Linked DNA regions of Mus musculus: region 2 is linked to region 1. A link is a loop called in an ENCODE intact Hi-C map of the cell type or tissue named here. Cell type or tissue: heart. All regions are shown on one strand. Links, peaks and the distances in the headings refer to the core of each region. The heading gives the core; the rest is flanking DNA.

The links. Hi-C counts contacts between places; a loop is a spot of excess contacts. Peaks named below come from ENCODE experiments on the same cell type or tissue, not always from the same donor. Only the 100,000 strongest peaks of a DNase experiment are listed, where the experiment ranks them.
Region 2: a loop joins it to region 1, with 2.8 times the contacts of the local background. A loop is called at or near these places in 2 of 42 quality-filtered maps.

Annotation. Positions count from the first base shown.
Region 1 is chr4:107,416,756-107,428,696 of GRCm38, forward strand. It overlaps a transcript of Glis1 not described here. Among named protein-coding and RNA genes, the nearest start is that of Glis1, 12 kb to the right of the region's middle. In heart, for the core only: a CTCF peak has its summit at 5,605 (motif pointing right); no DNase peak of the experiment used is centred there; H3K4me3 peaks cover 924 bases; H3K27me3 peaks cover 577 bases.
Region 2 is chr4:107,632,239-107,644,179 of GRCm38, forward strand. It overlaps Glis1 (GLIS family zinc finger 1), which reads left to right. Exons shown (of 11, transcript NM_147221.2): 10 at 24-191; 11 at 2,351-2,821. The coding sequence ends at 2,508. Among named protein-coding and RNA genes, the nearest start is that of Gm52673, 12 kb to the left of the region's middle. In heart, for the core only: a CTCF peak has its summit at 5,635 (motif pointing left); no DNase peak of the experiment used is centred there; H3K27me3 peaks cover 476 bases.

The DNA.
Region 1 (11,941 bases), core at 3,734-7,733:
GGCTGACGGTCCTGCCAGCTTTACTTAGGTCAGTTTGAACTTCACCTTTAGGTACGAAGACTGGCTCTTGCTCTCCCAGCCCCTAAAGTCCAATCACTTAGCACATCCGTCCCTCACCAGTCCAACCATTCCTAGCAAGTGTGTACTACCATTCTACTTGTTAGGAATGTTTTAGCCTAATTAATTTGAAGGCAGAGCCTTTTGAGTGCTAGGTTCTATGCAGGTGTGTTTCACCATGCCTGGCTTCTGCTCGTCTTAAAAGTAAGCCCAGGTTACAGGAAGCTGCCATTTTATTTAACCTTCCTCCATATCCCCATGTGTTCAATGTGATTCCTCACCTGCCCAATTGAATAGCCATTGAATTGGCCTGGTCGGCATTAAATCACACTGAGCATGGATTTGCCTCCCCTTGAGCCATGAGCCGTACTGCCGCGGCTGCAGTCAGTACCTTTAGTAAGCCTTTATCTGCAATCCTGGAATGAAGGGATGGTTTGTTTGGATTGTCTTTGTCCGCTGCAGCTTCCCAGAGTGCTTCATCGCTAACTGGTATCCTCAGGCGTCCTGGTGCTGTGTTTGGAACAGCTGTGTGGCTGCTGCTTGCCATTGGGTGCTTAGGTCCCACCTGGCCTGCACCCACAGCTTTTACTGGATACTGATCCTGCTGGTAGCGTGGTTTTGGAAATCCTATGGGATATCAACTGGTGGAGAAATGACTGGGAAATGGCTGCTCAGTCACAAGCATTTCACTTGATGGCTTATTGAAGCCATGTTGACTCTTGATTGGTTTATTCTTTTGTCTCCGTTCATTGGTTCCCTCCTCACAAGTATCATTACTCCTGGCTACAAGACAGTTTCCACCCCCAAATGGTATAAAAACAGAAAAGTTGATCCTCTAGGCACAGCACGTGTCAGTGAGCCCAAGGATAGATCACATCTTGGTCCCCTGAAGAACTCAAGCACTGCCAGTTTCTGGTACTCTGCTTGCTTCTCTCGTCCTGCTGCCTGGCTTTCTCCTCCCTCAGCTGCCCTCTAGTTCCTGAGCTAACATGTAATGGAAACTGACCAGCTGCTCCTGAATGCCAGCCGAATTCCTAACGGAAGGCAATTGGTCCAAGTGGATCAAGTGTCTGATTATTCTTGAGGCAAGACCATAGGTCATGATCGGGCTAGTGTGGCTTCTGAGACGCCCACTACCTCCATTGATAAGAGCAAGGTGGAGACAGGGCCCAGAGATTCGGGATATGAGACAAAGTTTGGAACTCAGGGCCTTCAAAAAGTAACCTGTATGTCCTTTTGCAAAAGGATACCAAGGAAGACTGGAGTTGTCAAGCTGAATTAAACGATCTCTACCTGCACCCTCCAGGTTCCTGAAGAAGCGATCGTGAATCCTCTGGAGGAAAACTGATTCCCACAAGCAACAGTTCAAACACAGCATTCACTGTTCACAGTAACCAGGCACAGGAAGACGGAGTAAGAACCAACAAAATCAACAGGCTGTCAGAGGTGCAGAGGGCTTCCCAATGGAGCTGTCAGACATACCAAAGTAAATAAGATTCCTCAGTGAAATTAGAATTCAGGAGAGAACTGGAAACCATGGGAATACACAGAGTTCACAGAATTCATTTTTGTTCATACAAACAACATTTGAAAAAGCCACAGAAGTTCTAGGAAAACAACAAAAAACTAGTCCTGAACGGAGTTTACTAACCCAGAATTCCATATTCAACATTTTTTTTTTTTGAGACAAGTAGCTTAGGATAGCCTACAACTTTTTGTCTGCCTCCACCTCCCACTGCTGGGATTACAGGCATCTGAGACCATGGAGCACCTATGTGGTGCTAGGATTGAACCTAAGGCTTTGTGTGTGCTAGGCAAGCACTCTACAACTGAGCTGCATCTCCAGGACCCATACTCAGCATTTATCTTCAAGCATGGTGGTGTAAACACATTCCATACAAAACCAGAAGTTCTTACGTGAACTCACCTAGGAGGTAGCTTCCCCGCGCCCACACCTACCCCTCAGCCCCTGGAAAATGGGAAGATGGTGAAGGAAGCAGGAAAAGCTGAGGGAAGCTAAGCATGAGCGTTGACTTGAACACAGCATCTCCGCAGGCTTTGAGTATGTAGAGAAGTGGCCTGTACATACAAAGGTAAGTCAGCATTCCGGAGTGAAAATGCTCTCAGGGCTTCCTGCTGTCTGTAAGATAAGAGTCCTGCTGTGTAAGTCGGCTCTTCTCAAGCTCCTAAGTGCCTTGGACCTCAGCCTTTGCCACCGTGTCCAGTGTGGTAGGCTTTGATATATTACAAGATGTGCACTGTAATTTAAGGATAATCACTAAAAGAATATAAATGAGAAAGAATGAAATTAAAAGATCATAAAGCAACCATAATGCTTTTAGTCCCAGCACTCAGGGGACAGAGACAAGTGGGTCTCAGAGTTCAAGGCTAATCTGGTCTACAGAGTGAGTGCCAGGACAGTTGGGCTACACAGAGAAACCCTGACTCAAAAAGCAACAACAAAAACAAAAAGCAAAAACCAGAATTAAACAGTTTAAAATTCGGTTTGCTGTTAGCAAGACACCTGTAAAAAGTACGGGGCTAGATATGCTGGAGATAAAAGGCCAGGAAAAGATAGAAATGCCCCTTTATATATCCAAGTGTCATTAAATAATAATAATACACCTGGTAACAGCCCCAAAATACAAAAAATATTAGCAAAGATGAGTCAGCCTTGAGAGCCACAGTTTATCTCATTGGCTCAAGGGAAGATGGGTGTTCAGCACTGGCCTTAGGGATATGCAGCTTGGAACTGTGTGAGATACTTTACAGACCTACCCGAAAACGGCTGACCCATGCAGAAATTAAAACTCATAAAGTTGGAAGGAATGAAAAAATGAGATCTGACACTGAACAGGGCTTTTCAGTTCCATCAACTAGCACTTGCCCAAGAATATAAAGGGCTTTCCTCTCCAAAAGCCGTCTCCACAAGATGCTTGCAACAGAACTTCCCCAATACGCTCAAATGCGGGGTTTGAGTATGTAGCCCTGGCTGGCCTCAACTTGGTCAAGAAGACTAACCTTAGCTGGCAGTCATGGTCTTGCTTCTGGTCATGTGTGTCCTTCCTTCCTTCTCTCCCTTCCTTCCTTCCTTCCTTCCTTCCTTCCTTCCTTCCTTCCTTCCTTCCTTCCTTCCTTCCTTCTCTCCCTCCCTCCCTCCCTCCCTCCCTCCCTCCCTCCCTCCCTTCCCTCCCTCCCTTCCTTCCTTCCTTCTCTCCCTTCCTTCCTTCCTTCTCTCCCTTCCTTCCCTCCCTCCCTTCCTTCCTCCCTCCCTCCTTTCCTCCCCCTCTCCCTCTTTTTTTTTCTTTGTTGTTTCTCTGTGTAGCCCTGGCTGTTCTGGAACTTTGTAGACCAGGTTGACATCAAACTCAGATCCACCTGCCTCTGCATCCCAAGGGCTGGGATTACCAGCCACCATAAGGTGGTAAGCCACCATAAGATTAAGGTGGGTGCCACCATAGCCCAACCCTTATTTCTTGGAAACACCATTTCCCTTTTTAGTTGAGGCTAGCTTAGAAAGTGCCACCCTGGGGTTATAGGTGTGCCACACTGTGTCAACTAATCTTGCAGTGCCAATAGTCCTCCAAAGAGCAAGCTGCGTGACTGTGAAGGAAGGAAGCATTGAGACAAGGAAACACAAGCCATGCCTCTGTACACAGTTTCAAGAGAAGGTGACAGTTCATGGTCACAGAAGTCGGGATGGCGACAGGGGAGAGGCTGTGTGCTGACTTGGAAAGGAATGAGGCGACTTCTGAGCTTCTGGAATGTGTTGATTTGAATCATGTGAGTGAGTCGAGTATGTAAGGTTTCTATACTTTGATGTACATAGTGCCTCAAGGCGGGAAAATACGTGGAGTCTAACAAAATTACAAGGAAAAAGGTAATTAGAATAAGACACAATATCTTCCAGTTCTAGACAGGACTAGACTTTAGAAGTCAACATTTAGAATGTTTGCGTGGTGCAATTGGGAGAGGACCTGCTGTCCACACAAGGAGCGCCTGGAGAAGAATAGCCATTGGCATTCGTGTAGAATGTTCATACTGCTTCTAAAGCAAGTCTCAAGCAGTTTCTAAGGATCAAAATAACTTAAAAGTATGTCTCACCTGGTATGGTAAGCCTTTAACCCCAACACTCAGGAGGCAGAGGCAGACACATCTCTGAGTTCGAGGCTAACTTGGTCTACAGAGTGAGTTCTAGGACAGCCAGGGCTACACAGAGAAACCCTGTCTCAATAAATAAACAAACAAATTGAAGTATCTCCGTAAGGCAATCAAGGTAGATCCAAATGATAAGAGTTTTCCTTGTTTTGAAATTAGGAAAGATACTTTTAAATCACCCACAGCCCAAGAGGAAAATAATGGTAGATGTTAGAAAACTCCTTTTCAGTGAGTGATTATGTTGAAACATGCGAGATTTCTCTAAATGCATATATTAGAAAAGAAAGGCTTGACATGAATGGGTTATGTATGACTTCAAACACCTAGAGTAACCGTGCTCGCTGCAGCCTACCTCTGCAGTGCCGGAGCCACGGTCATCATGGGGCTTCTCTTCCGGTCTGTGAGTTCCTTGGGTTCAGGGACCGTGGCTAATTCATATCCCCAGTGCCTTTTTTACATGGTTGCTCCTTAATCAGACTTAAACTCGGCACTGTTAGGGATGTCGCTGACCCAAGGACTCAGACTCCGTGTTTCTGAACGTGAACACTTGGTGATAAGGAATCGAGTGAAGCTCATTGGGGCAAGGGGCACGGTCCGTTTTCCTGTTTGCTTAGGAGAAGGCAGAAGGTTGATTATGATAGGAAATTTCCATTTTAACACGGCCAGAAATTAACTAAAAAACAAACAAGCAAACAAAAGTATTAATACAGTGGATACCAAAAAGCACACTGTCCTGTGACGCAAGTTTACAGCTCCTGTTTGACCCCACACCTTAGGAGATGCGCGTGTGCTTTATATGTAAACATCTCAGCCAACGGACTCTGCCTGAAGAAAGGGGTCCCGACAGCTTCCTAGCGGGGTTTCTGGGCCCTGTGTTAAGGGGGTTGCGAGGCAGCGGCCTTTGTAGTGAGCTGTTCACTCCCGCTGAGTCAGACGCGCTCCCTGGGCTCTTCCTTCCTTGGGTAACGTTCCTAATGATGCATTCTGACGTTTTTTCACCGCTTTCTCCACATTTGTCACCACTTCTGCGCTTGGATCTTCATGCTGGAAAATCTGAGGCTTACATGGAAGATTGATTTTTAATGCCCCTTGTGTTGTTGTTTTTCTGCTATAACATTTGCATGCAATTATGGTATTTTAAAAATAGGAGACCATGGAGTTTGCAGGGGAAAAAAAAAAAGACCCTTCTGGGTGGATGAGCCAATGGGAAGGCTGGCCTTTAATTTTGTTAACATCGCAATTACATCGTGGTAACCCTTGTGAAGATTTCTGTCCCTTGTAATGCAACACCTGGTGTTTGTTCCAGCGACAAGGACTAGATCTTGGTAGACTCACCCCTTGCTCAATCTTGGGAAGAGGTGCTTGGGAAACTTGTTTCCACTGGCCAGCAGAGGTCACTATTTCAGAGTGGTCCGAGGGACAGTTTTCCATAGTCCACATGCCTCTTTTGTTTGCAAGAGTGAACTTTTTAAAAAAAATTCATTCTTTTTTTTTCTCCCTGATTCCCAAGTACTTTACAAAGTGAGTTATTCATAAACATTGTGTTGAAACGTAGAGCTGGCTTGAGAAGCCCTCTCTAGGCCACCGCTTACACAGTGAGAATAGTGACCACTTACTAAGCACCTACTACTGCCCGGCAGGCCTGTGCTCTGCCGGCTGCACGCACAGCTTTATGTATGCAGCCTGTCTGCCTTTCAGGCTTCTTGGGCCACTTTGGGCAAGCCGGTGGGGAGAAGTGAAATGATCTATGGTGTGGATCCATATACAGGGAGATCTGTGCTCAAAACTAAGTGCTTAACCATTATGGAATTATTTTTACCAAAGGAATATTTCAGTGGCTTCAAACAACAACCACACAGCTTGTATAAAGTATGTATATTCTTTTTTCACTTTAGAAACATTTATTTTTACCTATGGGCGTGTGTGTGCTTTTGGAAGGTAGAAGAGGGCATCATATCCCCTGGAGCTGGAGTTAAAAGCATTTGTGAATTGTCTGTTGTGAGAGCTGGGAATTGAAGTCAGTCAGGTTCACTGGAAGAGCAGTAAGTGCTTTTAAGCCCATCGCTTAAAAATCAAAATCAAAAACAAAAGCGCCTGGTGGTTAAAGGACCGTGTGCATGCTAGGTAAGCACTCTGTCACTGACTACGCCGCAGCCCTAGGTCTTACTTCTTATTTACTTTATTGTGCGTGTGTATGGGGGTATTTGTGTGGAGGCTAGAGGACAGCGGTGGCTGTCATCCTCGGGAACACGGTCCACTTCCTTTGTGATAGGGTTTCTCTTTGGCCTGGAGCTTACCAGTTATGCTGAGCTGGGTGAGTTGATGGCTACATAGCATTTTTATATGGATTTTGGGACTGGAACTCAGGTCCTCATGCTTGTAACACAAACACTTCACCAAAGAAGACATTCCTCCAGTTCACTTCTAATTGTCAGACGGAGTCTCATTAAAGTGCTGAGGCTGGCCTTGAATTGGCTCTGTAATTCAGGCTAGCCTTGAACTTGAATTTTTCTTGTCTCAGCCTGCACCACCGGGCCTGGTGTCTATGTGTCTGGTGTGTGTATAGTGTGTGGGTATATGTGTATGTGTGGTGCGTATGATGTGTATGTGGTGTGTGTGTATGCTTTGTGTATGTGTGTTATGTGTGCATGGTGTTTATAGTGTATATGTGTTTATATGTATGGTACATATGTGTGTGTGTATAGTGTGTGGGTGTATGTGTATGTGTAGTGTATATGATGTGTGTATGGTATGTGTATGTATGTGTGGTATGCATGGTGTGTGTGTGTGTGAGTGTGTGTGTGTGTGAGTGTGCAGGCCCGTGCATGTGAACAGGCGGAGGTCAGCAGACATGGTTCAGGGGTCATTCTCCTTGCACCATGATTTCCGGGGATTGAGCTAAGGTAGTCAAGCCTATGTGGCAAGTGCTTTTCTGAGCAGAGCCATTTTCTAGGCTTCTCTGGCCTGAGAAGTGTGCATTCTTGAAGCAAAACCATAGAAGTAGCTTGACTTTGTATTTTCTTTTCAGGATTTTAAGGATTATTTACTCAAGCTTCCTACTCAAAAAGAAATTATTTGTTGATGAAATGGAAAGACCAGTTTGCCCTAGTAGGCTTTATATGTTCATGTTGTAAAGTTAATAAGTGGATGTTCCTTGAAGCTAGAGAGACCTATGAGGACAGCTAGGTCACCATTGGGTAGCAAGTGGGCAGCTTGACCCTTTTCCTGGAAAAAAGTATTGTGTTTTGGTAGCTGCTAAAATAGTGCTTTGGATTTCAGACTCTCCCATATTGGCCTGGCACACTGCTGGTCATTAGTCTTCAGATCTTTTTGTGTTTTGTGTTGCTGTTAGCCATCAAAGTTATTCTTACAATATAAAATTATATTGTCTTAGTTTTTATTCCTCTGGTTTTTAAGAAAAGATCTTAGTCTGTAGCCCAGGCTGCCCCTGAACTTGCTGACGATCCTCCTGGCTCAGCCTCTGATGTTTCAGTTCTCAGGGAGAGAAATAGCAGATTTGGTCTCTTCTGGGGACCATTGACAAGAATTGCTAGTGGAATGGTTAATGGATGCAGGTGTGAAGGAGATGCAATTGTTAGTATTGACTCTAAGGATTTGTCCAGCTTGGCTGGTTGAAGGAACAGGTTTGTAGGGAGCAGGGTAGGGGGCTAAGTAGTTAGTCATCTTTGGTTGCATATTCCTGAAGCAACAGCAACAACAAAATGGTGGTGTCTAAGGAGCAGAAATCGCATGTTTCTTTCATTAAAAAAAAAATCGGGCTAGGCTATTGGTACTGTTATGGGATTCCCTGAGCTGTCCAGGATTCAGGCTCCTTCTAGGCAAGGAGGAGAGAGATGGAAGGATTAGTCTCCTTTCCTAAGCAGGCCTGAAAATACATATGCTTACACTCTTGTCTCATTGGCCATAGTGGAGTCACATGGCCATATTTGATGACAAGAGTCTGGGAAATGTCTTTTAGAGGTTGTATGCCATCCCTTAATATAGTTGTGTTTTATTACTTGAGAAGACGGAAGAACGAACAAGGTGGGCATCAGCTCTTCTTAGAATTCAGAAGTGAGTTCCTGTCTCATCTCTAGCACCGGCTAGCTTCGTGACCTTGAGCTGAGGTTCCCACTCCACTAAACCTCCATTTCCACAGCAAAATCAAGGAATTGGCATGAACAGCTCGGAAGATCACTTTTAACTGTAACATTATGAATAAGTCCTTGGGCTTTGTGTACAGAGGGCAGATACAGAGTTTAATAAAAGAGATAAGTGTTGGAGAGAAAGGTTTTGCAAGAAGATGTCTATCAAGCCATTGTGATGGCCTGTACCTGTAGTCCCAGTTATGGGGAGGCTATGACAGAAAGATCACTTGAACTCATGAGTTTGAAGCCACTCTGGGCAACATAGCAAGGACCTATGGGGGAGAAGAGTGGGGAGAAAGAAAAAGGTTTTTCTTTTTTTTTGAGACAGGGTTTCTCTGTGTAGCCCTGGCTGTCCTGGAACTCACTCAGTAGACCAGGCTGGCCTTGAACTCAGAAATCTGCCTGCCTCTGCCTCCCAAGTGCTGGGATTAAAGGCATGTGTCACCACAACCCAACAAAAAAAAAGTTTTTTTTCAAATGCTTTAAAGCTGGTTTTGTAATAGATTTTGTAATTTTGTAGTCAGACTTACTGTTGAATAGGGTTTCGTTCTTGTTTTGAGAATGCTTTGTGCGTGCAGAGAGGACTAAGATGTGCCTGAGAAAAGTGCATAGGCACGGCAGTGCTGTGCGCCCTACGGAGAGTAGATGCTCATTGAGTAACTAAGAAGAAAACTGAGCGGGCGTGACTCATCTGGTCTGCTCGCTCATAGAGGCCTGGGCGCAGCCTCAGTGACCTACTTTTTGACCTCATGAACCAGTTTGCTGTGTAGCTGCCATGTTACAGCAGTCTTGCCTCCCGGGGTGGTTTGGTTTAGTATCAGTAACACAGCGAAGGCGCACACAGGTTTGTAACATGACAGGAAGCAAGTATTCTTAGATGGCAGATGAGGATAGAGTCCCAGAAAGGAGTAAGGGCAGAGGTTGTGTGTGCTTGGCTTGGGGCAGGGATGGGAAAGCAGGGTGCATTGGGAAGTGGCCTTTAGGAGTCTTAGGGGTGGGGCAGCCAGTGGAAGTCATTCTAGGCCTGAGGATTTGAAGAGCCTGTTTCAGCGGGAGACAGGGCATGACACGGGAAGATCATAGTATGTTAGGGTCAAGCCTGTGTTGGCCTGAGCATTGGCCTGAGCGTTGGCCTGCTGCTTTCCAGCCCAAGTCTTTGGAGCTCATTTTGCCATTGCATTGGTGTCTGGATTGAAGGTCTATAGTTATCTGCAGTCGGCTGTGTGAAGGTAGCTGCCACAGGGGCAGGGCTGCACCCCCACGGGCCCCCTTCTCCTTTATAGGTAGCTCTGATGGTCCCTCGGAATTTTTCAAGCTGTCAAAACTTACTGTCTCTGTTAGCAGCATTTGATGTGCATTTTGCATTGTCTTGTTCTGTTTTCCCTGTGAACACAGTGGCTTGCTGAAAACCAATTAAACGTTCTATAGCAAAGCAGCAGCAAGTAATGAGCAGGAGGAAGGAATCTGACTTGGTAGCCTGTTGGTTATGACATCTCTGCTTCTGCAAACCGCTATTAGGGATGAAGAATGCTCTGGCCCACCCAGCCCCTCTTCCCCTCTCCCCCGTGGTCCAGCGTGTCAAGTTTGCATTCTAAACCTCGCCCGCTTCCCAGACCTGTCTCCCATCTCTCCCATCATCCGGTGCCCAGTCCTGGCTCCTCTTTGGCCCTTTGCCTACTCTTCCCACACCCACTCCTGCCTCTTTCTCTTGCCGTTTTCTACACGACAGCTGGGGCTACTATTTTCAGAACAGATCTGACGGTGTCTGTCTCCAGCCTACAGTCCTGTGCCTGTAGGACCTGGCCGGTTCCCCTCCCTCAGTGTCATGTGGTGTCCTGCTGCCCTTACTCCCCATTCCACTCACACCTCTGCTGCCTGGAAGGGATCTGACATGTCCCTGAGCCTCAGGGCCTGTGGACACATTCTCTATGGAACTTGTGAGCTCCACAGCCTGAGATTTTTATCCTCGGAGGTTCTAGCTTAGCCTTCGCCTCTATGGGGCGAAGACAGTCCTTTGCCCTTTAGATGGGGTTTCCCTCTCTGTCTCATATCTCCTCAGCATGGAACATTTCTCCCTCAGGTCTTGTTGTGATTAGCCATCCATTTGTATGACTATCTGAATACCTGTGTGCACCATCAGTTGGAAACACTGTCTATCTCTGGAACCTAGAATGATGCTTGGAGCATGGTAAGTGTCCAGACAAGGCTTGTCAGCATTGGGTGTCCTCCTCCACTGCTCTTTACCTTATTTCTTGAGGCAGGCTTTCTCACTGAACCTGGAGCTCACTAATTAGCTGGACTGTTGTTGGCTATCAGGCTTCTTCTGGGTTCCTCCCCTCTCTCCCTCTCTGCCCTGGAATTGTAGGTGTGTGTCATGCCTGGCTTCATATGTGGGTTCTGGGGAGCAGAAGTCATATGCTTATAAAAGTGTGGCGAGCACTTTGCCCATTCTGTTCCCTAGGCCATGCAGGCTTCTTTTCTGAGAGTCCATGGGATTTTCTGTATAGATAATCATGCGTGTCATCTGTCAATAGAGACTTTATTTCTTTTTCCTATTCAACTTGAATTCTTACGTTTTTCTTGGCCTTGCTGTACTTGCTAGAGCTCCCAGGATGCTGCTGAAGAATGCCCGTTCCTGATCTTAGGGGAAAGTAGATCGTCTTTACACTCAGTGCAGTGTTCATGTGTGATAGTGGCTGTAGTTTTGGTGGGTTTTGTTGTTTGTTTTGTTGAGTCCTTTTTAATCAGAAAGTTCCCTCTAGTCCTAAACTAGTTCTTAGTCTCTTATCATGTATACATACCTTTTATCTAAAACATCCTTGGTAGCATTTTATAACTGTGACTAATAAAGAGATGTTACAGTTTTCTCTCCCTCCTCCGCTCCCTGTGTATGTGTGAGTGTGTGTATGTGTGTGTAGGTCAAAATATCAGAGTCTTACTCTATTACAGATTTTTCCCCTCTGTGTGTATGTGTGTGTACAGGCATGTGTATCAATGTCTTCCCCTGTTACAGTTCTCCTCATGTATGTGTGTCAGGTCACTATCAATGTCTTCCTCTGTTGCTCTTCATTTTGTCTTTTCCGACAAGGTAGCTCACTGGAGCTGAAGCTGGGACTTACTGATCGTCTACACTAGCTGGTCTGCAAACTGCTGCCTCCCTGCCCCTGGGGTTTCTCCGGTCTCAGCCTCCCTAGCTTTGAGATCACAGGCCCATGCTGCCATGCCCAGCTTGTCCTGGAACTCACTTTGTAGACCAGGCTGGCCTCGAACTCAGAAATCTGCCTGCCTCTGCCTCCTGAGTGCTGGGATTAAAGGCGTGCGCCACCACGCCTGACATCCGTATTTTACTTTTAAGAGCATCTTTGGTGTTGGGGAGATGGCTCAGTGGGCAAAGCGCGTGCTATGCAGGCTTGAGGACCTTGGTCCAAATACCCAGAGCCCATGAGAATTCCTGATGCAGCAGCAAAAGTGTGTGCCAGTGCTGCCTATGGGCAGAGACCATGCACACACACACATCTTCATTAGACTCCAGAATGGTGGCAGTGGGAAGTGCCTTATTAATATTAACCAGCTCTCAT
Region 2 (11,941 bases), core at 3,702-7,701, 220 kb after region 1:
ACCATCCCTGCCTCCTCTTGCAGGCTACCAAGGCAGTTTCCATTCCATCCAGAACTGCTTCCCCTACGCTGACTGCTACCGGGCCACTGAGCCAGCAGCCTCCAGGGATGGACTGGTGGGTGATGCCCACGGTTTCAACCCCTTGCGACCCAGCACATACTCCAGCCTCAGCACACCTTTATCCGCACCAGGTAAGCTTCCCAAGACCTCCCTTCCCTGAACACTACCAAGGCTGGCCCTGTCTAATGGCCCCATATAGAGATAGAAGCAGAAGCTTGAAGAAGCCCAGTCTACCTGAGCTAGGGTACACCCTTGCTAGAATGACTGTGTTCCTGTCATACCTTTGCCCAGCTGTATCTAAATACTGTCAGTCCCTAGATTCTCTGAATGAGAGAATGGTCCAAATGGTGTTTCATACTGAGTGTTAATCAAGTACATGCTGAGTTCTGGCTCAGCACAGCCTTGGAGCCTGCAGATACCGCTGATCCCTGCTGTAGGAAGAGAAGCAGGAAGGGGTAGGGCCTGGGGCATGCCTGTTTCGTGCAGGACCAGGGAACTGAGAGTGCAGGGATTGGAAATCTGATGCTCTAACCCTGCTGGGTGCAGAGGTGCTGTGGACAGGGGGGGGGCTGCATGCTGCCCAGAGCTGGAATCAGGCTCTATCCAGCAGGCAGAGCAGAACTCAGGACAGCCTATTGGGTAGTTCCTCCTTCTGAATTACCTAAGTCAACCCCTACTCAAGTCAGTCCCAGGGTCCAGATCTAGTGAAGATCCTAAGGCTCAGACCAAAGAGAAGCTGAGGCCCTATGGAGGGCTCTTGAGTCGCCTGTGAGCAGCACAGTGGGGGACAGAGGACCACGGACACTGGACATGGGGCCAGTCAGGGAGGCCACCAGTAAACACAGACCTGTGGCTCCATCATCCCTGGGGGCTTTGCTGTGTGTGCATACACACGTCCTCTGTGTCTGTGTTCTCCCTTGCCATTTTGTGGAGCACATCTGTATGCATGTAGGGCTGGCCCAGGTGGTTCCAGGCATTTTGAGGATTACCCATGGCATATGCGTGTATTCTTATGTTGTACTGACGTTCACATACCTCTCTCACATCGTTACCTACCCTGAGACTCACATCTAACTCCATAGACATACATGAACATACATGCACACGCACATGTGAGACTCACATCTAACTCCACAGACATACATACATGAACATACATGTACATGTGGAGCTGCTTCAGGTTGCTGAGCTTGTATGTACATGGACCTGTGTTTGAGTACAATGAACATACATCTGTGGCTATATATGAGCCACACATATACATGACAAGGCTGTGTGCAGGCCACCTCTGTGATTAGTTACCCACTCTGTGCCTATACTATTCATTGCCACCATCCTGTGTTCCCAGCCCCAACCCAGGGGGGATTTATTAACTTAGCAGTCTGACATTAGAATGGAGAGGGGCCTCTTCCTGTCTGTACCCAGCACCTATTCCAACTGTATTTGACTGCCTCACGGCTAGCTAGCCACTGCCCATTAAAATGTTAATAATCCCAGGATGAACAAATATGTGGGCCAAAAGGCTTCAGGACAGTTCACCCCATACCCATTTCATAGCTGTAGGAGACTGAGACCCACTTACCAAAGCCACATAAAATCATGACAGCAGCTCAGGGACTAGACATTAGCTGGGATGATCCTCTCAGGTCTCTGCTTCAAGGCAAAAACCCTGAGCGGTGACCTCACTCTGGAAGCAGCATGTCTTCCAGAAAAGCCAGGTGTCCCTAGGGCCAAGTGGACTTGCATTTAAGTGCCAGCCCCCTACTTACTAGCAGTGTGACCTTAGACATCTGCCCCTCTCTGAGCCCACCTTTTCACCATAAAGATAGTAAGCCCCATGTCACTGAACTGCTGTGAAGTTAACTTAATTGGTCTTAATGATCACTTACTAGGTTTCAGGAATGCTCCCTTCCCTCTTGAGTCTGGGGGCGGGGGGGGGGGGGCTGGAAGAATAGGCAGCTGGGTTCCTTCTCCCAAACCCTCTAAGAGTAGAAACTACGGTGTTCCCCCCTTCTCCATCCTTTTCCCCCACCCCTGTCTCTCCTTATTCCCTCTCTCTTTCTGTCTATACCAGTCAAATACTGGGGAAGGATATGCCAAGCCAGTCTGCCTGTCTTCCCAGCTTCCCTGGCCCCTTTGGAGTGCAAGACCCCCATGTCTCCTCTCCACCCAGATCATCAGCACCCCCACCTCTAAGCCCCATAAAAGGAACATAACAGGAGAGGCCCCAGATGGGCCACATGCCAGCCTCTGGCACCGCCCCCTCTGACCCCCTGCTTTCTGTGCACAGGCTACGAGACCCTGGCAGAAACGCCGTGTCCCCCAGCGCTGCAGCCACAGCCAGCTGAAGACCTGGTACCTAGTGGTCCTGAGGACTGTGGCTTCTTCCCCAATGGGGCCTTTGACCACTGTCTGAGTCACATCCCGTCCATCTACACTGACACCTGAAGGAAGGGGCGCTGCTCTGCCTGCCTGCCTGGCTCCTGAGCTACTTCACCTACCTGCCATCTGCTGGTGCTTCCCACACGGGGCAGCAAGGCCACACCACAGGGTACTTCCCTACCTGGAGGGCTGTCTGGTCCAGAGCTGCCTGCCAGGAGCTATGGCCCTCTGACAGCCCCATGGCTGTGTCTTCCTCTCTCTCCATAAGGTTCTCAAATCACAGACCTCGTGTATATACAATGTACAGGACCTCTTTTCCGCCGCCCTGCAAGTTTTATATTTTTGGTTTTACAAGAAAAACATTAAAAACTGGAAACTAGACATGAAGGCTTGGTTCTACTTTGAGACCCAGAAGATCTGAGGGGAATGCAATGAAGAGCCCTGTGCACAAGAGGCCCTGGGTACAGCTATGGTGATGGAAACCCTCTTCTCCGATCCTATACAGTGGTCCTTACAGACCCCAGGCCAGTTCCAAGGCAGCAAGCTAGGCGGAGATAGTCCCAGGGCAGAGGTACAGAGAGTCTGAGAGGTACTCAGAGACAGACAAATACGTACATACATACATACTTACATACGCACCACACATACACAGAAGGGGGGTGGGGGGGGAGAGGGGGATGGATCATGGAGCCAGCCTTCCTACCTTCTGCCCTCAGCCAGCTTTGGCTCTGCTGTCTAGACAGTATGCAAGTCAAGGACACCATGGGACTCAACAGCCTTGTAAAGCAAGAGGTAAAAGGCACCCCACAGACTATCTAGGTGCAGAGAGCACTGAGCCCAAGGGGAACCCACACCCACATGTTGCCCCAGCCTATAGAGAAGGCCAGTTCTGAGAACACCATGGCCTGCCTAAATCTCCTGTCTCTGTGTCCAGCCCAGACAACAGACCCCATCTAGTCTGCAGGGAGTGCCTAGAAGTGGGCTTCATGTCATTGTCACCTGAGGAAAAGACGAAGGCAGGCATCCCACTCGGTAGGAGACTGAGAGGGCTAAGTTCCCTCCTCACTCCCACTGTACCAGCTCTCCCCGGCTTCAGAAATGCTCTGGGAAGGGTCTTCTGCCCCCTGAGCAGCAGCCACCAAGATACATTCCCAGCTCAGTCTGTACGGCAGAGGTGAGAGGGGAAGAGCTCGGTGGCCCCCTTCTTCAGAAGGGAAACTGAGGCTCCTTGGTCACCCAGCCATGCTAGATGGCATACTCAGGCCTTCTCTGTCATCTAGAGACACCTCAGTTACCCCAATATGTAAGTCCTTCCCAAAGTCGAGAAGACAGTTGCTCTTCTATGTTCTGCTGTTCTGGGAGTCCGGGGCCCTCTGGTGTCGTAGCCAATGAAACACCAGCATGGTTCACAGGGTCACACCCGGGCCCCTGCAGTCGTCTTGCAGTATTACACAGTCTTCATCCATCCCACACTCCTGGATTGGAGGCAGCTCCTGGTTGTCTTGCTAACATGAGATGAACTTATAGCTGCCTTCTCCCATGACTGCAACAATGTCTTTCATCACAGTTGTCCTTGCGTAAGAGAGCCACTTGTCCCGTTGTGTAGACTGAGGAACAGAGAAGGTACAGTCACACGCCCATGTGATGCAGCTACCCAGTGCTCCACACCCAGGGTGCCGCTGGGCCCTTGAACTCAGGGTTCCCTGCCTCCCACATCTGCCTCAGCCCTAGCCTCCTAGTGTAGGCCCAGTCCAGGCCTCAGTGAGGAAAAACCAACCTAAGTCACACAGCACAAAGGGCCCCTGACTCCCACCCAGGGTGCCCTGCCCACTCCTCCCCTCCCCTACTTTTTATGGAACTAATTAGGCTGTGGCAAATTTCCTTTAACAGGGATGCTCAGGAGTCAATACTGCATGTCATTGTAGGCTCTTAATCCAGTCCAGATAAGCAGAATTAAGCTGTACAATGAGGACATATTTCTATTAATAATGAAAAGGGCTGAGCTCCGAGCACACAGGGAACACACAGAGTGCTGGCAGTTGGATTCCATTTAGTTCCAGAGAGCAGAGAAGGAGGAGACAAAGGCTGTTAGAAGCAGACCAGAGAAGACAGGCAAGCTATGGAGGTACCAAGCAGAGCTCCACGGGGCACCAAGGGCTTGGGACTGCTACGGTTGTTGGGATTCCACCTCCCCATCCCGCCCATTCATTCCAGTCATCCTTAGAGGCTCAGCATGAGCACAGCACAGGAGGCTCTCCATATCTCCAAGACATCTTTGATCCCTTCCTCAGCCAAGCAAGGCATCATGGTCACTCCTCAGCTCTGTCCTTCAGACCAAGGAACCAGGGAGCTACCTTGTCGCCACTCCCAGGGACATCATGACCCTAAGTGGTGGGGAGATGGGACTGTCATTGTCACCCAGGGTAGGCTGGAAGGTCATGGGAGGACAGGCCACAGCTCAGAGGCCCTGTGTGGTGGTGGGGGCGGGGGGCGTCTTTTGACCAATGGAGGTGAGTCTGTCCAATGCCAGGACAACCCAGACCTGACCATGTAGGTAACCAGCTGGAGTTGTCCCCCACTGCTACCACTACCTGGACTCCCTAGGAACCCTGCCCCCTCCTCTTCTCATTCCCCTCTTCCACATGTCCTCTCCTCCCTTCACAGCCCCCACTGTCTCCTGCTGCCATGCTGACCTATGCCTCCCTCCTCACTTCTTGCTGCCTTGAGTCCACCTCCTCCAGTTCACCCTATTGTCTCATTCCTTTCCTCCATTTTTTTTCTTTGACCTGACATAACAGCGTTTGAAATCATCTTTCTGTGACTAAGCCATACTCAGGACAGTTGGGGGAAGAGGCTTTGGGGCAGGGCTTCATTCACTGACTCCTCAGCCAGACCAGCATCTCTGGGATGTTGTGCATTCTGACCCTCTAGCCCTATGACCAGGCCCAGGGATCCCCCCCAGACTGGTACCTGTCCCCCAAGGATTCTAGATGGTCTTTGGGGATCCATGAGTTACCTCAGGACCCACACCATCCGGCAGTGGGCCCCACCTACTGTACCACAAGAAATCCAAGCAGAGGGCAGTTCCTGAGACACCCCTCACTGCTGGCCTCTTCCCACTTCCCCTGTCCAAACAACCCTCATGGAAAGTAGGAAATGAAGTGAGAGCTTCTTAGACCTCAGGAGCTCCCTCTGCTGGACAGGGCAGGGTAGGGTTTGACAAGGTAAAGTTCTGCTAGAAGACAAACCCCAAGGGAAAAAAGGAGGAGGAAGACGAGGAGAAGGAGGAGGAGGAAGAGGGAGGGGGGAGAAGAGGAGAACAATGACAATGACTGACCCCTACAGAATCTCACACACAGTAGGACCATAAAGAATATCGACCAGGATGTGGTGGCGCACACCTTTAATCTCAGCACTTGGGAGGCAGAGGCAAGTAGATATCTGTGAGTTTGAAGCCAGCCTGTTTTACAGAGCTTGTTCCAATTAGCCTGGTCAGCCATGAAGAGCCCACTCCACCATAGACAGTACATTAGAACTCTAAAACACCCCATGCCTGCTGACCCCCAATGTCACATGCAGCTCTAGGCCATTGGATATGCTAAGTGTTGTGACCTACTTTGCAGAGAAAAAGACTGAGGCCGAAGGCAGTCACTGTCTGAGGCCACTTGGCTGGTGTTAACATTCAGTGTAAGTCCACAGCAGCCCTCCTGCCTCGCCCTATCCTGTCAGTCTACATGACAGCTCGGGATTTGAGCCCCCGGACCCGCCTGAGGACTTCTGGCACGCGCCTCTCTCGCCTGTCCAGAGGGGACCATTAGGCTTTTACAAGTCCCGATTTATATACTCGCCTGGGCCATGGGCCCTGCCAGGCATTTATAGGTTTCTAAGTGGTCCTGTCTCTGGGGGAAATGCAAACAGAACAGGAACTAGGAGAGAGCTGCCAGTCCCCATCAGCCAAAGCCTTCCATTCATTCCCAGGGGCCCTGGGCCTGGGGCAACTGCATCCTGCTTAGGAACATGTGCAGAGCTAGACTCCCAGCCGTGGAGACTGTTTTCGAGAAACAGCAAAGCAGCAGACAGCTCCAGGTTGAAGACGCCTAGCTAGCTTAGCTGAGGCCTTGTGGGAGAGGGACTGGGGCTAAGTTCACCCTTGCTCAGTCACCATCCTGTCATAGTCACATTGGTTCCATACAGCCTAGTATACAGTCGGTCTTTAATAAATGCCTCTTTGGTTTTTTTTAATACAAGAAAATTATTTTGTTCTAATTTTTAGTTCCAGACAGCTCACAAATCCACTGCCTCTGACAATACCCAGAGTATATGCAGATACACTCATGGCACAGCTGGAGAGGCAACAACTTGAGGTTTCTCTACACAAACTATTCTTTAATGTCGCTTAAAAATCCAGACTACACGATATGCGTGGGCAGAAAGCCAGCTGAGTGCGTCTCTTGACACTAAAATGTATTAAACAGCAAACAGCCAACCCTTACATGATTCACACCAAAATGATGACACCCAAAACCACGTTCCTTTTAAAGGACAGGTCTATCAGTAAAATATTATATTTCTTTAATACTCTGCCTGATGCTTCATACACTGTGGGAAAGCTAAGTGTGAGTCTGTTCATCGGCTTCTTGGATAGGCCTTTCCCACTAGCTTTTATTAATCAGAGTCACAATTAGGTCATAAATAAACATGTATATTATAAATCCCATGAATAAATGCCTCTTTGAATTAACTTGAGTCCACATTGAACAAGAGCCAGACTAGGGAGAGGCATGCCAACCTCTTCCTAGAAGGCGAGCCTTTAAACACAGGAGCCTAGGGTCCCTGACTTCAACCCCAAAGCCCTGCAAGGAACCACAGAGACGGAGAAGGCTATACTGGGAGACTCTCAAGCAGACTGGAGCCCCAGATGGTGGGGCTGGGGCAAATCTCAGATTTCCAAAGAGCAAAGCCCTCTGAAGTAAATGGATAGCAGTGCTGACCAGGGACTGCAGGTCAGCCTTCAAGGCCCTGGAGGCAGCTGGCTAGCCTCCATCCCGCTATATCCCTGGCAGCTGCACCTTTGCTGCTCAGCTTGGCTGCACTGCCCTCGGGATCAGTCACCTGAGCCAGGTGAGTATCAGAGAAGGCAGAAGAGGAATCCCAAGGACCTTGTGTCACTTTGCCCCCCGGAGGCCCATTTACCCATATTAACAACAATCCGCTAACTCTCCATGGCTTTTCACTACAACTGCAAAGGAGTTCCTACAGCTATGGCGGCCCCATCCCTGATTGGGCACCACCAGGCCATGTGCAGAACTCCCTAAAGGCTCTGGTCCAAGGAAATGGGGATCACTAACACAGACGGCTCCATCAAAAGCGCCCACCCAGTGCAGGTCGAGCATGTGAGAAATAGCCCTCTCCATCTTGGGTAAGAACTGAAGACAAGGATGGAGTGAACCACCCTGATTGCATATGGCTGAGCCAGGACATTGAACTTCTGTCTGCCTAGCTGCAATGCCCCAGTACCCCCTTGGCCAGCTTCTGAACCCCTGCCTTGTGTGTCTGTAGACCCCAGATAGGGAGTCCGCCCCAGTCCACAACCTGCCTCCTCCACTCACCTGTGGAGAACTGCCTTAGACTCAGCACCTCAGCTCCTCATCTGAACAGAGCCATGCCCCTGACCCTTACACCGGGCTGCAAGAGCGCCTGCTGGCGAAGCTGGTGAATCAGGAGAGCCACTGTAACCAGGAGGGCAGTGCCCAGGCAAGCCAGGATCCTCACAGCTTACCTTTGTCATCAAACACAGTTGCCTCTGGCGGTCAGTCTCCCCCAGCGGCCTGAGCCCCAAAAGAGGAGTGGGGTGTCTTCTACCAGAAAGACTGGGAGTTGGAGGACAGCCCTAGGGTGAGAGGCCCTAAGTCCAATGAAGGACAGACTGCCAAAGGCACAGGCTCCACAGGGCCTGAACCCAACCTCATTAAGCAAGACAAAGTTAGTGTGAGCCACCTGCCCTGAGCCTGATTTCATGATGAATCCATGGCCGAGAAAGGATAAAGACTAACTCTTAGAGCATTACTTTTAAAAAAATTATTATATATACTACTTATTTATTTTATATATACAAATGCTCTATTACCATGTTCAACTGCATGCCAGAAGAGGGCATCAGATCCCATTACAGATGGTTGTGAGCCACCATGTGGTTGCTGGGAATTGAACTCAGGACCTCTGGAAGAGCAGCCAGTGCTCCTAACCGCTGAGCCATCTCTCCAGGCCTCTCCTCTACGTTTAATACTAGAGAAACTGAGGTTCTGGAAACCTAAAAGATGATGAAGACCTATGTGCTGACAGCAGGACCCCACAGTCCCCATCCTGGGCTAGTCAAGCACTGACAGAGACCCTGGTGACTCATAGTCACCTCATTGACTCTGGGGGTTCTGCTCCAGAAGCTGGGATGATGTCCCCTCCCTCAGTGGGCAGAGTCAATGCCATCACATTGAGGGCCTGTATGTAGTAGTTAAGTTATAGACAAATGTAACTATTAGTCTTTCTGCTTACACAAGCACCCTTAGCATTCTCCCTGTGACTGCAAACCAAGCTCCGTGCACAAATGGACAGTCAAGACAGGAATGTTGCAGCTCACCTGGGGAAGCGTGGACATTCGGCAGTAGGACTGGTCTTGAGATTCCCAGGGCAGTACTCACATTAGCCCATGTGGACTTGAACGGTGGCCTCTCTGGTCAGCACACCCCCCGCCTGTCTACACAAAGCCTGGGGGCTCAGTTTACAAACTCCAGCTGTGCTCTTCTGCCTTTGTTAGGGTGTGCTGAGGGGGACTGAGAAACTAGGTGTACCGGCCTTGGGCAGAGCAGAGAAGAGGCAACCGTCATCTAGTGATTCGGGGACCAATGACTTCCTTACTTGCCTACAGAGTGAGAGCTGCCCTGGCCACAAACCAGGCCCCTGGTGGGGAGTTTCAGTGCTCAGCACCAGACATGTCCCCAACACGACCTTGCTTCCCCATAGCTTACAAACCTCTGTCTTCTCTCCTAATTTCTTTCTGTGTACTTGGTGTGCTCTTGAAATAGACTCTCCTCCATGGAGCCCTCTTAACGACCACTGGACATGGGCCCAGACATGGGTACTCCTTTTAGCATTTCCCCCCCGCAGAGGTCAGTAAGGGGGGGAGGGTAGAAATGCTTGTCAGACACAGACAGCTGGGGATGCTGCCATTTCCCAGGCTCAGGACACTCACAGGCAAAGCTACCACTTCCAGTTCAAGGCTCTTCTCTAGTCACACCGCCCTACTGCCATCTATAGTCAAGAGCCCACCTTGACCTCCCAAACCTTCAGACCTTGCTCCTAACAACAGAGCCTCTCTTGCAAGCAAAGTGTTTGACAATCACTTCAAAACCCCAGGTTGGGGAGGAAGTAGGAGCCTATGAATCGAGACTAAGACACCAGGCCAGGTCTCCTGGGTTCTGAGCTCGCCAGGCCCTCTCCATGCTAACATGCTACTTATTGGTGAGAATACATATGCTTTTCTTTGCCTAAATCAAAAATAAGACAAGCATGCCTGCTCTTTATTTTTTATTCTACAACTGTCCAAAAGGCTCTAACTAGAGAAACTAGGCAAGAAAATAAGTTAAAAGACACATTAAAACAAACAAACAAACAAACAAATAAAACTATGTTATAGGGACTGGAAAGATGGCTCAGCAGTTAAGAACACTGACTGCTCTTCCAGAGGTCCTGAGTTCAATTCCCAGCAACCACATGGTGGCTCACAACCATCTGTAATGAGATCTGATGCCCTCTTCTGGTGTGTCTGAAGACCACGACGATGTACTCATATACATTAAATAAATAATATTTTTAAAAGGTAAAATTATGATATATTCTTGTATGTAGGGAATCTTAAGTAGCATGTATTCACATGTGTGCACATATACACACAGGCACACACATACACCTATTAAAGCTAATAAATTGACTGATCAAAGTTGCAGGTTACAAGAACGCACAGTAGTTAACTGTTTTATACTAGAAACAAGCAGTTCAAAAATGAAATTAAGGAAAAACATCATTTAAAATAGCATTGAAAAAATGAAATCATTAGGTATGATGGTTTTGCTTTTTATCCCAAAACTTGGTTGGCAGAGCCAGGTGGATCTTTATAATTTTGAGATTAGTTTGGTGTACATAGGGAGTTCTAAGACAGTGAGACCTTGCTTCTGATGTGGCCCACAAAATGGTAACAAATTTAACAGAGTGCATTCTGAAGACCGCACTCATCGCTAAGTAGTTGGAAGACATCCCACATCCACTGGTCAGACAACCATTCTCAGCACATCGCTCTCCCCTGATTGACCCACAGTCAGAAGAGTCCCTCTCCAAACCTCAGCCGGATTCTTTGCAGAAACTGACCATCTGAGCATGAAATCCATATGCAAATGTGTGCGGGCCATAGCATAACCCAAGCAGTCTCAAAAGAGCAGTCACAGGGCTCAGGGTCCCCGCATCGGTTTCCAGACACACTACAAAGCAGGAGGAACCAACGTGACGTTAAGGGAGCATGAGGAAAGTCCGGTAGAGTGGTCGGCACAAAGACAAGCCTCCACTGCCATGGACGATTGGCTTTTGACAAATGCCAAACAATTAACTGGAAAAAGAATTGTCTCTGTGTAAACAGGGACAACTGCATACCCTTGCACAATAGAGTGAAGTTAGACCTCTGACTATACACAAAAGAATTAGCTCAAAACAGACCAAAGACCAAATAAAAGCATTAAAACCATAAAGCTCCTGGGAAACAATATTAGAGGAGACCCTGGTAGCCATTGCAACGATTAAATCTTAAATCTCACGCCAAGAGCCCTGCCACAGACAATGATAAGCTGGACATCACTAAAGTGAAAACTCTGTGTGCGTCAAAGGACGCCATCAAGAAAGCGAAGGGGCAACCCATGGAGCAAGAGAAAAGGGTTTTAAATTGCTTAACTTTAGGAAATTAGCCTCAGAATATAAATCTGTTTTAAGCAGGTAAATAATTTGAATGTTGTTGCTCTGAAGTACATTCACAGATGGACAGTGGCCCTAGCTCATTAGCCACCAGGGGAATGCACACACACATATTCTAAGGGGACATTGCTGTCTACCCACCAGTGTGGCCACCACAGATGTACTGGCAAACAACAGAGAGCCAGGACGTCAGGTGTCACTGGTAGGAGTGTGACATGGTGCAGTTGACCCGGAAACATCTGAGCAGTGCCCTAAAAACTTAATTATAGAGTTTGTATATGACCTAGCCATTTTACTCTGAAGTGGAATAAAAACACCAAAGAAATTAAAACGTGTGTTTACAGAAAATCTTGTGCACAGATGTTCATGGTAGCGCTGCTCATAACTGCTCTCGAGTGGAGGCAAGTTAAGCATCAGCAGTGAGAGGGTAAGCAGACGTGGTACATCCACACGCTGGAATAGTATTCAGCAGTAAAAAGAAATGAAG